Regions from separate parts of the Homo sapiens genome. Here region 1 is linked to region 2. Evidence: read pairs that join two places in POLR2A ChIA-PET (ENCODE). Cell type or tissue: Panc1. All regions are shown on one strand. Each heading gives the region's core, and the rest is flanking DNA. Links, peaks and the distances in the headings are about the cores only.

The links. Peaks named below come from ENCODE experiments on the same cell type or tissue, not always from the same donor. Only the 100,000 strongest peaks of a DNase experiment are listed, where the experiment ranks them.
Region 1: POLR2A ChIA-PET joins it to region 2 with 12 read pairs; 2 of 35 experiments call an interaction of 5 or more read pairs at or near these places.

The regions. Positions count from the first base shown.
Region 1 is chr22:29,505,353-29,513,417 of GRCh38, reverse strand. THOC5 (THO complex subunit 5) reads left to right here. Exons shown (of 20, transcript NM_003678.5): 18 at 1,282-1,397; 19 at 2,122-2,312; 20 at 4,898-7,539. The coding sequence ends at 4,961. Among named protein-coding and RNA genes, the nearest start is that of NEFH, 29 kb to the right of the region's middle. In Panc1, for the core only: no CTCF peak of the experiment used is centred there; no DNase peak of the experiment used is centred there.
Region 2 is chr22:29,309,159-29,317,173 of GRCh38, reverse strand. GAS2L1 (growth arrest specific 2 like 1) reads right to left here. Exons shown (of 6, transcript NM_001362985.3): 3 at 6,628-6,735; 4 at 6,440-6,536; 5 at 6,176-6,347; 6 at 4,387-5,712. The coding sequence ends at 4,677. RASL10A (RAS like family 10 member A) reads left to right here and starts at 1,477. Exons shown (of 3, transcript NM_006477.5): 1 at 1,477-2,146; 2 at 3,187-3,311; 3 at 3,606-4,241. The coding sequence starts at 1,928. The coding sequence ends at 3,873. RefSeq lists enhancers at 1,481-2,285, 2,286-3,090, 6,033-6,182. In Panc1, for the core only: CTCF peaks have their summits at 3,626 and 3,830 (motif pointing right); a DNase peak (open chromatin) is centred at 6,037; H3K4me3 peaks cover 474 bases; H3K27ac peaks cover 390 bases.

The DNA.
Region 1 (8,065 bases), core at 2,121-7,120, 200 kb before region 2:
AGTCCAGAACACTCTTTTTTGGGGACAGGGGGAGGTAAAGCAACTTTTTTTTTTTTTTTTTGAGACGGAGTCTTGCTCTGTCACCCAGGCTGGAGTGCAGTGGCACGATCTCTGCTCACTGCAAGCTCCACCTCCTGGATTCAAGCGATTCTCCTGCCTCAACCTCCTGAGTAGCTGGTAGCTGGGACTACAGTCGCCCACCACCACGCCCAGCTAATTTTTTGTATTTTTAGTAGAGACGGGGTTTCACCATGTTAGCCAGGATGGTCTCGATCTCCTGATCTCGTGATCCGCCCACCTCGGCCTCCCAAAGTGCTGGGATTACAGGCGTGAGCCACCGCGCCAGCCACAACTTTTTAATTAATGTTCTGACTGTTAGGGAAGAATTGTGTTAACCTCTCCTCTCCTCTGTTATTTGAATAACTAGTGGTCAGAGAGTGAAAGTCTCCCCCCTAAAAATAACTAAAAAGGAATGGCATACCTATCCCACTTGAGAAGATAAATGTCTTCCTGTTGAAAAAGGCAAAGGCTTTCACCAGAGAATAAATGAGTATGTTCAAAAACACAAATATTTTGTTTAATGATTATGAACACAGCTTTGATATCAGCCAGTTCTGGTTAAACTCAGCACTGCTACCTTCCAACTATTTGATGGTAGGGAAGTTTCTGTCAGAGCCTGTTTCTTTATGTGTAAAATGAGGATGAGGATAATAGTACCTAACTCATAGAATTATTGTTAGGATGAAATAAAATGTGTCTAGAGGGTTTAGCACAGTGCCTGGGATACAGTAAGGACTCTCTACATGTTGGCTAGTATACAGAATTTTATGTAACAAAGTATGTAAAAATCAAATGAAGAAAATAGAGAAAATATATTTGATGTGATAGTTGATACACAGTATTGTTGAAAAATTAGTAAGCTTTCACATGGAGAAAACCTTAGCTTGCTGGCAAATAAAGAAATGACAATTACACTTCTATCAAAGTAGCAAATAGAACTCATGGAGAGAGCCAAGGTGGACCAGACTCTGGGGAGTCCGCAGCTTTGTGGCACAGTAAATATGTCAAAGTCCTTGGAGAGACCAATTATAGGACCTCACATTCTGCAAGCTGGCAATTCCACTTAGGACATTCTGGAACAGTTGGTACCAGAATATACTCTGCAGCATTCAGATTAATAGGAGACATCTGAGCTAGCCTCAGGGGTGCAGTGGGGAGGCTGCCATGGCTGGCAAGCTGAGTCTTAGAACTGCGCATTTCCCCTCTCTCCTCTCTTCCCAGCCAAACTGCAGGCCGCTGTGGTGTTGAACCCTGGCTACTCCTCCATCCCACCTGTTTTCCAGCTCTGTTTGAACTGGAAAGGGGAGAAAACCAACAGCAACGATGACAACATTCGGGTAAGACCCAGCTGGGGATGACAGGAGGAGCAGGCAGAGCTCCCGGGGGAGGTGGCCGTGGCAGAACCCACTGCAGCTGAGGACTTGGGCACTGCCTTAATTCCCAAAACAGAAGGTTGTGCCAGGATTTGCAGAATTTGCTGGAGCTTGTGTGGTGTACTAGAGGAAAGAGCCCAGACCTACTTGCCTACCTTGGGGTCCACAGGTTTCCCCACTTAGAGAGTAAGGAGAAATACCTACCTTGAAAGGTTATTGGCTTGGGCTCCTATAAAAAATGTGAATAAGCTCTGAAGCATTATAGAAGCACTGGAATGACATGAGGAATGACATCACTGCAGTTGTTAATCAGCATTGCAGCTGTTAATCAGCATTGCAGTTGTTAATCAGCATTGCTGCTACTAAGTCAAACATGCCATGGAACACGTTTTTAACCAACATCTTCTGACTTAGGTCTTATTTTGAGACTGCTTCCCTGCACACCTCTGTTTTCCTGGCTGTGGGCATATGAGGCAGGGAAAGCTATGGGTCAGAATCAGGAAGACCTCATTGTCTTGATGAGGGGGCCTGAGGACAAGCCAGTCTAGCTTGATCTGATGGCCTAGCCCCTGGCCCAGCCCCTGCAGAGGCATCAGCGCTCGGGCCCATCCAGGGACGGAAGCCTGGCCAGTGTGGTCCCCCACATGCAGGAAGGTAGTGCTGAGATGCTGGCTTTCCTATCACACAGGCCATGGAGGGCGAAGTCAATGTGTGCTACAAGGAGCTGTGTGGCCCTTGGCCCAGCCACCAGCTGTTGACCAACCAGCTGCAGCGGCTGTGTGTGCTGCTGGATGTTTACCTGGAGACCGAGAGCCATGACGACAGTGTGGAGGGGCCCAAGGAATTTCCCCAGGAGAAGATGTGTCTGCGGCTCTTCAGGTGAGGAGAGGGTTGGGGCTCTGGTGACTTCTCATGGTGATGTGGGACAGAGATCAGAGCCAGATTTTCTGGGGAGAGCTTGCTTCTTCCTTCCTGAAACTTCCCCTGCAGCCGATGCCTATCACTCTGGTCCACCTGTTTTTCACTAACACCTCCTGAAGGTGTTAGTGCCAGGTCTGAGCCAAGAGGATTTGGCTGAACTTTATTTTCTATACTTTCTGTGGAAAACAATAGAGTTTGTTTGCTTTTTAGTGTCCAAATAAGCTTTTTAAACTGTGTGCATCCTCGCCTGTCCCCAGGGAGTCTGCTGTGGTCTTTCTAGGGTACTGTCCTGTCAGTGAGAATCACAGCTTAGGCAGTCAGGTGGCACAGAAGGAACCAGCTTCAAAGTAAAACAGATAGGAGTGCAGATCTCTGTTTTGCTGCTGACCTTAGAAGAGTCAGTTCTGCTTAGCTCTGAGCCCTCCTCCAGCTTTTTGTTTGTTTGTTTCCTTTTCTTTGAGACACGGTCTTACTCTCTTGCCCAGACTGGAGTGCAGCAGCATGATCATAGCCCACTGTAGCCTTGCAGTCTTGACCTCTGGAGCTCAAACGATCCTTCCGCCTCAGCCTCCCTAGTAGCTGGGACCACAGACATGCACCGCCACACGCAACTAATTTTTAAATTTTTTTGTAGAGATGGGGTTTCACCATATTAGCCAGGCTGGTCTCAAACTCCTAGGCTCAAGTGATCAGCTTGTCTCAGCCTCCCAAAGTGCTGGGATTACAGGCATGAGCCATTGTGCCTGACCCCTATTTTCTAAAGACAGAAATGGTGAAAGTAATACCTTCTAGCTCATGATGAAGCAGAAGTAATTCATATAAAGTCCTGGCACAGGACTGGGACTCGGAAAATGCCAGCAGTTCCTGACAGCTTGGTACTCAAGAGTGTCTGGGCTCATGGCACTTCCAGCTACTTTTCCTTTCTCTTTCATTTTGGGTCCTTTATTTCCCTTTCAGCCTCTAACTCATGTTCTTTTAAGAGTCAGTTTCAAAACTGCAGATTTCACTGCTCAGGCATCCCTTCCCTTCTGCATGAGGTTGGCGGGGAGCAGTGTTTGGGAAGGAAGAAGAGTGATAATCTGTTTCTAATCAGAACATCCCCCCTTGTTCCCTGTCAGTCTACACAGTGCCTTATCTCTCCCTCACCTTGTTCTCTGTTCCCTGTCAGTCTAAGCAGTGCCTTACCTCTCCCTCACCTTGTTCTCTGTTCCCTGTCAGTCTAAGCAGTGCCTTACCTCTCCCTCACCTTGTTCTCTGTTCCCTGTCAGTCTAAGCAGTGCCTTACCTCTCCCTCACCTTGTTCTCTGTTCCCTGTCAGTCTAAGCAGTGCCTTACCTCTCCCTTACCTTGTTCTCTGTTCCCTGTCAGTCTAAGCAGTGCCTTACCTCTCCCTCACCTTGTTCTCTGTTCCCTGTCAGTCTAAACAGTGCCTTACCTCTCCCTCACCTTGTTCTCAGACAGCCAGTTCTAGCCCCTAGAAGCAGTCCCAGCATCCTTTCACCTCATCTGACACCTCCACTGGCCTGGTTCATTATGTTATCTCATAATAACCAGTTCCAGCTCTGAGTGGCTGCTGGGAGGTGGAGCTGGTGGCCAGATGCTGGCACCTTCTAGGACTTGCTCTCTCCCTAGAGGGCTTGTGTGAGACCTCTGCTCTTCTCACCTGCCCAGCCCATTCTAGCACATTGCCAGGGTGGGAATTCTCACATGGCCAGCATTGATTTCCTCTTCTCCAGTGGTTCCCAAAGGACCCATTTCTTTTTCTTTTTTCTTTTTTTTTTTTTTTTTGAGACAGAGTCTCACTCTGTCGCCCAGGCTGGAGTGTAGTAGCATGATCTCGGCTCACTGCAACCTCCACCTCCCGGCCAAAGGACCCCATTCTTGAAGGGCTTTGTTGTGTCTCCAGGCTGAGCTCCTCTGTCAGCATTCTGGGAAGGTGCTCCTTCAGTGACTCAGATCCAGTTAACTCTATGGCCGGTAGATGTGAGAGGCAAGGCTCTCCGGCCAGGATGCAGAGTGCTGGCATGGGCAGCAAGAGACCTGAGGCCAGGAGTTCCACCAGCCTGGCCAACATGGCAAAACCTAAACTAAACCTCAACCTAAACCCGGGCGTGGTGGTGCATGCCTGTAATCCCAGCTACTTGGGAGGCTGAGGTACAAAAATCCTTTGAACCCGGGAAGCAGGGGTTGCAGTGAGCCGAGATCACGCCACTGCACTCCAGCCTGGGCGACACAGAGACTCCGTCTCAAAAAATAAAAAAAGGAACAATCCTAAAAAGTGAGGGTGCCTAAAGCTATGTCCCCGAAGTGCCACTGTCAGTGAGGGCCTTTCCAAGTTTGTGTTCACTCATTTGCAAGCACAAAAAGACATTTTTACAAAAATAGTATCGCACCTTATATGTTGTTCTGCCGTATGCTTTTCTCAACAACATTCTGTGTCATGTAACTCTGCCTCTTCTTTTTCCCTTGTGTGAATGAACCATAATTTATTTTATCAGCCTAGAAGGTGTGTTATTAACAACTCCGTTCTCCTATTTCTCTAGGGGTCCTAGCAGGATGAAGCCATTTAAATACAACCATCCTCAGGGATTCTTCAGCCATCGCTGATCTCCCGCGCAGACCGTTGTTTCCCCCAAGGCCTCACCCTGAGCACTGGGCTTCTGCTTTCTGCTCTGGCCCACATGTGACTCTTGATATTCTCCAAAGACACCAGCCAATTAAAAAGCGTCACCTGACCAGTGGCCTTTGTCTGTGGTTCCTGGCAAGGTGGCTTTGCAGTCTGGAAGGGCAGGTGGGAGCTGTGACACAGTGTGAAAAAGCATTTGTAGAGAGACTTTTTCTCAGCAGCCAATAAAAGCAGAGTGGAAAAAGATTCCAATTCTGCAGAGAGATGCTCACCTCTTGTCTACGCACACCCTATTTGTGCTTTGCGGGGTGAGGTCCTCATGATCTTGTATTTATTATCCCAAGTTCCTGCTGTTAAGAGGTGGTAGGAGAAGCCAAAGGCAGCAGAGCACAAAAAGCAAAACTCTTCCCTCCCCACCCGCTCTTCCCATTAGTCCTGTCAGGGTTGCCGATGGACAAATTGTCTCTGATCGTTGGATGTTATAAATGTCTGACAGTGCAGTGCAAACAGAAGACAAACTCAGTTGATCCTTGAACAACTCAGGGGTTAGGGGCACCAACACCCCCTGCCCTGCACAGTTGAAAAATCCGTGTATAACTTTTGACTCCCTAAAAACTTAACTAATAGCCTGCTGTTGACCAGTAGTATGCTATTAGTAGTTACTTACTGCTAACATAGTCAGTACATATTTTCAGTATATATTTTGTATCTTATACACTGTATTCTTACAATACAGTAAACTAGAGAAAAGAAAATGTTATAAGGAAAGTCACAAGGGGGCCTGAGTGCAGTGGCTCACGTCTGTAATCCCAGCACTTTGGGAGGCCAAGGCGGGTGGATCACTTGAGGTCAGGAGTTTGAGACCAGCCTGGCCGACATGGTGAAACCCTGTCTCTACTAAAAACATGGAAATTAGCCAAGCGTGGTGGCGCATGCCTGTAGTCCCAGTTACTCAGGAGGCTGAGGCAGAATTACTTGAACCCATGAGGCAGAGGTTGCAGTAAGCCAAGATCACGCTCCTGCGCTCCGGCTTGGGCGAGAGTGAGACTCCGTCTCAAAAATAAATAAATAAGAAAGCCATAAGGAAGAAAATATATATCTACTATTAAGTAGAAGTGGATCACCATAAAGGTCTTCACATACTGTCTCAGGGTTGAATAGTCTAAGGAAGAGGAGGGGTTGGTCTTGGTGTCTCAGGGATGGCAGAGGCAGAAAAAGTGGGGGAGGTGGAGGGGGAGGCAGGCACCACTGTTATTTTTATTGAACAAAATCTGTGCAGGGACTCATGACTGTAATCCTAGTACTTTGGAAAGCTAAGGCGGGAGGATCCCTTGAGGCCAGGAGTTCAGGTCCAGCCTGGGCAACGTAGTGAGAGACCCTGTATCTACAAAAAATTTAAAAATCAGCCAGGTGTGGTGGTATGCACCAATAGTCCCAGTTACTCAGAAGGCTGAGGTGGGCGGATGACTGGAGTCCAGGAGTTCAAGGTAGCAGTGAGCTATTCATCGTGCCTGTACTGTACTCCAGCCTGGGAAACAATGCGAGTCCCTATCTCTAAAAAATTTTAAAAAAAGAAATCTGCATATAATAGACCCACAGAGTCCAAACTATTGTTCAGAGATCAACTGTACTTCACAGAGAGTAATTCTAAGTCTTACAGGATTTCATGGAGATGGCGAGAGTGGTGTTGGAGAATCAATCACATACAGAGATACAGGACAGTGAGACCAGGTAACATTTGAGGAGAATATTTTTTTTTTATTGAGACAGGGTCTTGCTCTGTTGTCCAGGCTGGAGTGCAGTGGCACGAACACAGCTCACTGCCGCCTCAACCTCTCCTGGGTTCAAGTGATCCTCCTGCCTCAGCCTCCCAAGTAGCTGGGACCACAGGTGTGTGCCACCATTTCTGGCTAATTTTTAAATTTTTTGTAGAGGCGGGATCCCACTATTTTTCCCAGGCTGGTCTCAAACTCCTGGGCTCAAATGATCCTCCCACCTCGGCCTCCCAAAGTGCTAGGATTATAGGCATGAGCCACCACACCCGGCCTGAGTAGAGTCTTTAAGGTAATGACAAAAGTGCCTCAAAATATAATTATTTGATTAAGAGAAGTCTTGGGAAGATAGGTAACAACCTTTAAAATGTTCATAAAATTACATCCTTTGTAATACTCCTGCAAGTCAAAGTAAAGGATGGCATAGACTATTCTTGGACAGTTTTGTCAAAAAGTGTATCTTGACCCCACCATCAGTACTCCATTCTTCATTTTAAAAAATAAGATGGGCTGGGCACAGTGGCTTACGCCTTTAATATCAGTACTTTGGGAGGCTGGTGGGCGGATCACCTGAGATCAGGAGTTCAAGACCAGCCTGGCCAACATGGTGAAACCCCGTCTCTACTAAAAATACAAAAATTAGCTGGGCATGGTGGTGCGCGCCTGTAATCCCAGCCACTCGGGAGGCTGAGGCAGGAGAATTGCTTGAATCCCCGAGGCGGAGGTTGCACTGAGCCGAGATGGTGCCACTGCACCATCTGGACAACAGAGCAAGACTCCGTCTTGGAAAAAAAAAAAAAGATGTAGAAATGTAAAAATATTTGAGAATTATTACATAGTTGCAGATATAGTTTGCTAACTCCAAGAGGAAACACATTTTATTTTTTGTGATTGTCCTGATGAAACTTTATCCCCCCACAACATGCTGTTAAGCTTGGTTCCCATCATAAGCATATTCCCCCTAAGTGGACTTTTACTGATTTTCCATGGATAATGCAGACCTCCAGTATAAAAGCTATTCCTCCAGGTCTCTCTGCCGACCACTGAGTATCCCAGGGATAAGGATTTTAAGAGTAAGAGCTAAGTAATAAATTCCTGCCCCTAGCAGGGCCGTTCATTTTACGGATGAAAACCTGATCCTTGCTGGGCGTGGTGGCTCATGCCTATAATCCAAGCCATTCAGAAGGCTGAGGCAGGAGGATTGCTTGAGCCCAGGAGTTCAAGACCAGCCTGTGTAATATAGTGAGTCCCCATTCAGAAAAAGAAAAGAAACCTGAGCCTAGCAAGGAGAAGAGAATGGTACCTTTGGTGGC
Region 2 (8,015 bases), core at 3,016-8,015:
AGATGAAGCCAGCAGTCCCCACTCACTGAGCTAGAAGACCTGGAACACTAGACAGAGGTGGTTCTGAGCTTCCTAGTGGCTGAGGAGAGGAGTGAAAGCGGACCCCAGCCCCCGATCTAGCATGGGAGGATGAAAGCACAGCCATTGTTCTGGAGACACTTTCTGGTTGTCATTATACAGGCTCCCTGGAGGATGTGCCTCCTCCCCCTTCAGGATTTAGCTCCTCTACTTCCCCTGGGCTGGTGTGGGCACATTGTCTGTGCTTTGACAGTCCCTAGATCCCATGTGTTCTAGAACCTTCTCTCCCAAAGCAGAACTTTTTTTTTTTTTCCTGTTTTCTGTTTTTTAAATCTATCTCAGCCTCCTGACAAGCAATAAGATTTGGAATATTTGTTGAGGGGATAAATAAATGAACTCCTTAGTCAGTGCAGAGATCTGTGCATTGCGGCCATTTCTTGAGCATTGCCGCCATTTCTTGAGCATTGCCATGTGCAGGTCAGAGACGTGGGAGCCCCCACACAGCGGGGAGGAGAGCAGAGGCGGAGGATGGGGGGGCTGGGCTAACCCAGGCTTTCCAAGCTGTGATGGGGCAGGAGCTTCTCCACTAGCTCGAGGGAGGGGGAACTTGGGCTCTGGGCGCCTGTTTTGGAGGTTGCATCCCTTTGAGGGGCGCTACGGGTTGCAACTCACGCAGGAAAGGTGACCTTAGTAGTGATGGAGGTGGAGTGGGCCAATTTCTGGATCTTTATTTAGTCACCTCCAGCCTTGCTGGGACAGGGATCTGGGGCTAAGCTGCTGTGGTCTCGGCACCCTCTGTCCCCACTTCCCCTCGAGGACGGCTGTTTGAATATTGTCTAGTGTGGGCCATTTACCCCCGTGGGCAGGAGGAAGGTAGGAGGGACTTCAAAGGAGACTTCAAGGGCCCCCCCACTGCCCTTCTAACCTTGCAGATTCCCCTCTCGGGCCTGTTTCCTCTTCTCTCAACCAGCGATGCCAGGCTGAGGCTGTAGGTTCGAGAATCACGTAGGTAATGGGCCTGGCACATAGTAGGCTCTCAAGAAAAGGTTGGAGCCTCTTGAGGAGTCTGCCTGTGATGGATGCGGAGCGCAGACCCAGCGCAGTGCGGCGATTCGCCCAAGGTCACACAGCCGCCCCCCCCAATTCGGACCCCGGGCGGCCTGACTCCGGGGGCCGGGGCTTGTCGGGAGCCAGCGTGGGGGCGAGCAGTGTTTGGAAGAGCGGCCGCGGCAGTGGGTGGGAAGGGGCTTCTATTTTGGAGCGGGTGAGAGGAGCGGGACACGCGGAGGAGGTAAGGAAGGGGTAGGCCCTCTCCGGGATCTCTGTCCCCCAGTCACCTTCCTGCGACCCTTCCTGGGAGGGGCGTCCTGGGCGGTGGGGGAAGGTGGGAGGGGCGGGCGGTTACCTCATCGCCGCCTCCGGGAGGCCCCGCTCGCTCGCGCCGGCGGCTGGGGCGGCGACTCCAGGCGCGGAAGCGAGAGAAGGATAGAGGCACAGAGGCTCCGGGAGGCAGCGCTGCCCCCCGCGCCCCGCACCGCTGCGGGACCCGCGCCGCGAGAGGGGCGGACTTCGGCGCCTCGCGCGTCCGCCGGCGCCTGGGTTGGCGCTGCGGGGCGGAGGCGGTGTCTGAGCGCCGCTCCGGCTCTGCTCTCTCTCGAGCTTCGGCACCCGCCCGAGCCGCTCGCGCGCCCGCCACCTGTCTGCCCACTCGGCTGTCTGTCTGCCCTCCCGCCGCCAGCTCCTGCCTCGGGCCTGCCCTCTCCGGTCTCGGTGCTCCGAGGGGCGACGAGAAGCGCGACGGGGCCGTGGCGCACCGGGCAGGGCGCGCGGGGCGCACGGCCTGGGGGCGCACGGTGCGGCGCCGGCCCATGAGGCTTTCCAGCGCGGGGAGCGACAGCGCCGGCCGGCCATGGGGGGTAGCCTGCGGGTGGCCGTTCTAGGCGCCCCGGGCGTGGGCAAGACGGCCATCATCCGCCAGTTCCTGTTCGGTGACTACCCCGAGCGCCACCGGCCCACGGACGGGCCGCGCCTCTACCGACCCGCGGTGCTGCTCGACGGCGCCGTCTACGACTTGAGCATCCGCGACGGCGACGTCGCTGGCCCCGGCTCGAGCCCCGGGGGTCCGGAGGTAGCGGCTCGAGGAGCGGGCAGGGGCGTGTGACAGTGTGAGGGGTGTGCGTGCTCGGTGCACACGTGCGTGTCCGCGTGGAGGCCTCGGGCGCCTGGCTGTGCTCCGGGATGGAGGGATGTGTGTGCGTCCTGGGATACTTGCGTTTCAGCCCTTCCCGCCGACCTGGAGACGCCCAAGCCCAGGCTGGAGGCCGGGCGATTTTGCCCAGGGGCGTTCCCTTGCTCCTGTGAGCGCCTCCACCTTTGCCTGCCTCGGCTGGGGGTGTGGAGCAGCTCTTGGTGGTGCATAACGGTGCCTTCCCGAGAGTGTGGCGTTTTGTGTTTGGGGCCTTGAGCAGAGCTACAATGGGAGAGACTGGGGTCAGGAGCAGGGGTGTACTTTCTACGGGGGCTGGTGGAGGGGTTCATTCTCTGCCCTATCATTTTTGTCCCCTGGAGCGAAGACTCGTTTAGTAATTTGTGCAAAGTAAAGGACAGACCTCCGACCCTAGAGCAGTGAAGAGGAAAGAGCAGGCAGGATTAAGCAGGGCTTCCTGGAGGGAGTGGCATTTGAGCTGAACCTGGAAGACCGAGTGAAGTTCTGAGTAAAGGAAGTGGCAAAAACATACCAGGTGGAAAGACCAGCAGGTGCTTACGCTACGGTCATAAACGGTTACAGCTGACAATCTGGGGGCGTGGTGGACCACGGGACTCGGGCCAAGGGCTTTGGAATTAGTCTTAGAGGCCGTGGTAAGCACCGAGAGCATCTAGGGAGGAGAGCGGCCTGAGCCGAGTTGGGGAAAGCTGAAAAGAGGAAGATTCGGGGTAAACAGAGGGGAGACCAAGGATGAAGGAGGCTGGCTGACAGGCTCCAGGCACGATTTGGAAAATTTTACCCTGGTGGTCATGAGGAGACGGCCCGGAAAGCTTGGGGGAGGGGCACAGAGGTCTGTATGGGGGTGATGTTGGCCTGAGGATTAGCGTCCAGGCCCCTGCAGAGGGTTCGAGAGCGGAAGAGTGGAAAGGAGGCTTCCGCAAACCCTGGCCTCCTGTCCCCAGGAGTGGCCAGACGCTAAGGACTGGAGCTTGCAGGACACGGACGCCTTCGTGCTCGTCTACGACATCTGCAGCCCGGACAGTTTCGACTACGTGAAGGCCCTGCGGCAGCGCATCGCGGAGACCAGGTAGGGGCCCGGCAGTTCTGGCGGTGGGGAGCTAGGACAGGTCTGGCAGGGCCTTTGCCTGAGGAGAGTGTGTAGGGTCTCCCAACGTCGTGGGCCGGGTCTTAGGCCTTCGCCCGTGGGAAGGTCTTAAGCTGTATGTGCTCTTTGGCCCACATGGGCCTGGGGTTTCGTTGGGGCGGCGGGGGGGGCGGTGTCTCTGGCCGTAGGAAGGGAATGCGCCTGCGTGTGTATACCCACTGGGGGAATTCTCCGGCCGTGGGGTCCCCGCGTCTCTCATCTCCATTCGGCCCCCAGGCCGGCGGGCGCGCCCGAAGCGCCCATCCTCGTGGTAGGCAACAAGCGGGACAGGCAGCGGCTGCGCTTCGGACCGCGGCGCGCGCTGGCCGCCCTAGTGCGCAGGGGCTGGCGCTGCGGCTACCTCGAGTGCTCCGCCAAGTACAACTGGCACGTGCTGCGTCTCTTCCGCGAGCTGCTGCGCTGCGCTCTGGTGCGCGCGCGCCCTGCACACCCGGCCCTGCGCCTGCAGGGGGCGCTGCATCCCGCGCGCTGCAGCCTCATGTGACCCGATCGGACAGTGCCATCCATGGGCCCCACCTTGTGACTGGGACAATCAGGGACCTGGATTGGACGGGATCGCCCAACTTCACTGGGACTGGACAGGGAAGTCTCCGCCCTGATTGGATGAGGAAAGCTCCAACCCAGTCTCCTAAGCGACTGGCCCCCTTTTGAACCTCATTGGACCCAACCAGGTCCCAAGCTCCATTGGAGATGACCAGTCCTTTCTGGGACCTCAATGGGTCACAATCCCATTGGATGGAAAGGACTTGGCTATGAACTTGACTGGAAACACGCAGCCTGCTCCTGGAGCTTCACTGGACATATTCTTTATGCCACACCTACCACGGGATAATAAAAGGGAAAATAATTTGAGTGCGCCTGGGATTTCTGGGCTGGGCGGGATAACGCCTTAAGCCTAGAGGTCAGAGTTGCCAGGCTTGGCCTCCAGGCAGTTAACTCCAGGGTCCTCGAAAGGGTCTGAATGGCCCCAAGGTGGAGTCCCCAAGAAACAGACAGGTGGCTGGAGCAAAACTTTACTGTCAGAGGCTCTGCTGGGCCACAGGTCTTCAGAACACCGGGCTCGCCCGGCCTCCTCTAAGGCATTCAATAATATTAGTAATTAAATAGCAACGCTCATCCCCCAACCGGAATGTACAACAGAGGTCCCATTGTGCCATGTGGTCCCAAGGGGTCTGGTCCCATGAGGTCTGGTACTCAAGAGGCAGAGGGGGCTCCCTGATGCAGAAGGGTTAAGGCCACAAAGGAAAAGGAGAAGGGATGGGGTCTGGGGACAGCTGAGCTGGTCCATCACATCCAGGAATCTGGCTCAGCCCTCGGGGTGACTGAGTGCAGGGCATGCCATGTCCCCAGCTCTGCGGGTCCGGAGGGGCGGCGGGGGCCCCGAGGCGTGGGGATACGTGAGGGTTTACGGTCTGGCTGTGTGTCCATCCGACCCCGTGCCCAGGTCCTCGAGGGTTCAGTGCAAGCCAGGGGGCTCCCAGGTGCATCTAGTGGCCCCCCCATGCCAGGGCAGGGGCTGCCTTCATCGGAGGAGCTGGAAAGGGCTTGGCTTCGGGGCCCAGGCAGCCCATTGGCCGTCCGGCCAGAGTCCCCAGGTTGGCCACATTTGCCACCCAGGACGCTGAGGGACGAAGAGGAGGAACTGGAGGAACAATAGGCAGAGTCAGGAGCTGGAGGGTCGGGGGCCCGAGCTGGGTCAGGGGCTGGTCCAGTGGGGGTCACGCTAGCAACAGCCTCAAGGGCCCGGGCATTGGCCAGGAACTCCTCTTCCAGGCGCCGGAACAGCTGCTGCTCCTGCTGCGGGTCGAGCTGCAGGGGTGTGCGGAAGATGCTGGCCGGTGTGGTGCCCAACTCTGGACTGGGGCTGGAGACCCGGGAAAGCCGGGGTGCTGCAGGGCTGCGGGCACGGGGAGTCTGGGGGGTGCTCCTGCCCGAGCCCCCACTGCCCCTGCCCCTTGGCACCCATGAGTGCTGCCCGTCTCGATCCCTGCGCACAAGCAGCACAGCCTGCTCCTCGCGGCTCTGGCTCCGGGCCCGCCGGGCAGGGCTGGGGACCGACAGCTGGGCTCCCCTGCCTCCTGGGGCCCCCCGGGGCCGGCCGCGATCCAGCCGGTCTCGGGACTGGCTGCGCAGGGCAGGAGGCCGTCTCGGAGAGGCCGGGGTGCCTGTGGTCAGCCGCCGGCTGGGTCGCTCCCTCCGGGGGCCAGTGCCTGTGTCATCACTGCGGGTACCAAGGGGGCCGCTCTGGGCGGAGGAGGCTGAGGAGTCACTGTCCCCGGAGTAGCGGCGGGAGCGGGGATGGGGGGGCAGCTGATCCCGGGGCCTGGGGCAGGGGGACAATAGAGACAGATGGGGTACCACGGAAGGACTGGCATGCAGAACAGGCAGGGAGAGGAACAGCAGGGTATGTGGCTGGTGGACGGGGCTGTCAGGGGCATCGGTCTGTCCTGGGGACTTCCAGGGAGAAGTGAGCAGCTTCCTCCAGCGGCCCAGGGCCCCAAAAGCCACGGAAGAAGAAGTTTCCTGGGCTCTAGACACCCCCCTTCCCAGGACGGGCCAGAGGAAGCAAGAGCTGGACTGGCTGCCGCCCAGCCACAGGGCCCGCCCCAGCTGTGTTGTTGGTTTGGTTGGGTTGCCATGGAGATGGGAAGCCAGGCCCGCCCCCACCCACGGGAACTTTTCCCAGGGTGTGAGTCACTCTGGCGCACAGGCAACCCATCATGCAGGCCAGGGCTGACGCCCCCCCACCCTCTGGACCCCTCACTCCTCGTCCTCCTGCATCTCACCTGGGTGGGGTCTCGGGCCCCTCCTTTGTGCTTCGTAAGCTAACGGGAGTCATCTCAGGCCGGGAGCCCCGGCGCTCACTCCCAGGGACTGGGCTAGCAGGGCGGGGACTGGTGGTGGGCGACACCCTCTGTGGAGAAAAGGTGCAGACCCTCGGCTGGGGTGGGCGATGAGCTGCGGGGAGAGAGGACAGGCAGCATGTGAGGGACAGAGCCACAGAAGCAAGTCCCCTGCCCGTCCAGCCCCAGCCCCACCCTGGCACTGACCAGTGGAGGAGCAGCGGCACGGGTCGTGCTTGTCCAGGTAATGCTCCAGCGTGTCCCAGCCACCACCCACTCGCACCATCACGTGGCTCCTCAGCACCTGCAGGTGTGGGCAGGTCACGGCTGTGCCCCGGGCGCCCCGCAGCCCACCACCTTGGCTGCTGCCCGCTGGGGCGGCCCCAGGCCCTTACCCGCACAAAGATGAGCAGGCTCGAGTCCCCCACACGGTACTTCCCCTCTGAGACCTTGATCATGGGAAACTGGTCAGGGCAGGTGCAGCGGCCCAGAATCTCCCTCACCTGAGGCCAGAGAGAGAGGGTAGGGGTCAGAGGTCAAGTCCTCCTCCTGGGGCTTAATGTCAGCCATTCCAGGGTCAGGAGGAAGTCAGGCTTTCCGGGTAAGTGGATGGAGGCAGTGTTGCCCCGGATGGGGTACAGCTTCCACACGTGACCTTTCTTTTATTTTTTTTATTTTTTTTTATTTTTTTTTTTTTTTGAGTTGGAGTTTTGCTCTTGTTGCCCAGGCTGGAGTGCAATAGCACGATCTCGTCTCACCGCAACCTCCGCCTTCCAGGTTCAAGCAATTCTCCTGCCTCAGCCTCCTGAGTGGCTGGGATTACAGGCATGCACCACCACTCCCGGCTAATTTTGTATTTTTAGTAGAGATGGGGTTTCTCCATGTTGGTCAGGCTCAGGAGTTCCACCCGCCTCGGCCTCCCAAATTGCTGGATTACAGGTGCGAGCCACCACGCCCGGCCCACACATGACCTTTCACCGGCTCCCCTTTCTTGGCTCTCTGGGTCCAGGGAGCTGCCCAGGATGAGATGATGGGACTGTGGTCAGGCCATGGTCTGAGACCCGGTGACGAACATCCCACAGCCCCTAGACCTGGGGAAGGCCCAGAGCCCGTCCTCACTCCCGCTTCACCCACTTCTCAGACAAGAAGGCTGGGGCCCACAGGAAGGCCAGGCAGGCTACAGGACACAGGTGCAGGGGGCCCCATGCCCCTGGGTGGGCACTGATGTGGAGGCGTACCACAGACACATCGGACACATGCACACACAGACCACTGGCCGGGTGAGCACGCACCACATACAGCCCCCCACCAGAGCCAGAGCGCTGCCAAGCTGGCTATGTGGGCAGCCCTGCCCGCCTCCCCGCCCACAGCGGCAGTGGTGCCGCCAGAGGAAATAAGCAGGTGGGGCCTTGAGTGACCCTGGTCCAGGACAGGGGGTGGGGCCCCAGGCTCTGCCCACTGCCATCCGCTATCTGCCTCCCAGGCAGGCACATTGTAGTCCTGACCTTCTGATAAGAAGGAAACTCTTGGTCCAGCCCTCAGGGGTGGCAGGGGCCACCCAGATCCTGGGAGAGGAGAGACTTGGGGGCAGGGCCCAGCAACGCCTATGCTTAGAGTAGAACGAATCCTGTAATTCCAAACAGGATCCCTGCTCCCAGCAACAGCAGCAACCCAGCTAGGCTTCCCAGGGGTGCCTGGGGAGTGGGGAGACCTGCAGAGCCCCCTGGGGCACCTACTGTGTGCCAGGCACCTTGCCCAGGTTTTTCCATGCCTCGTCTCAACC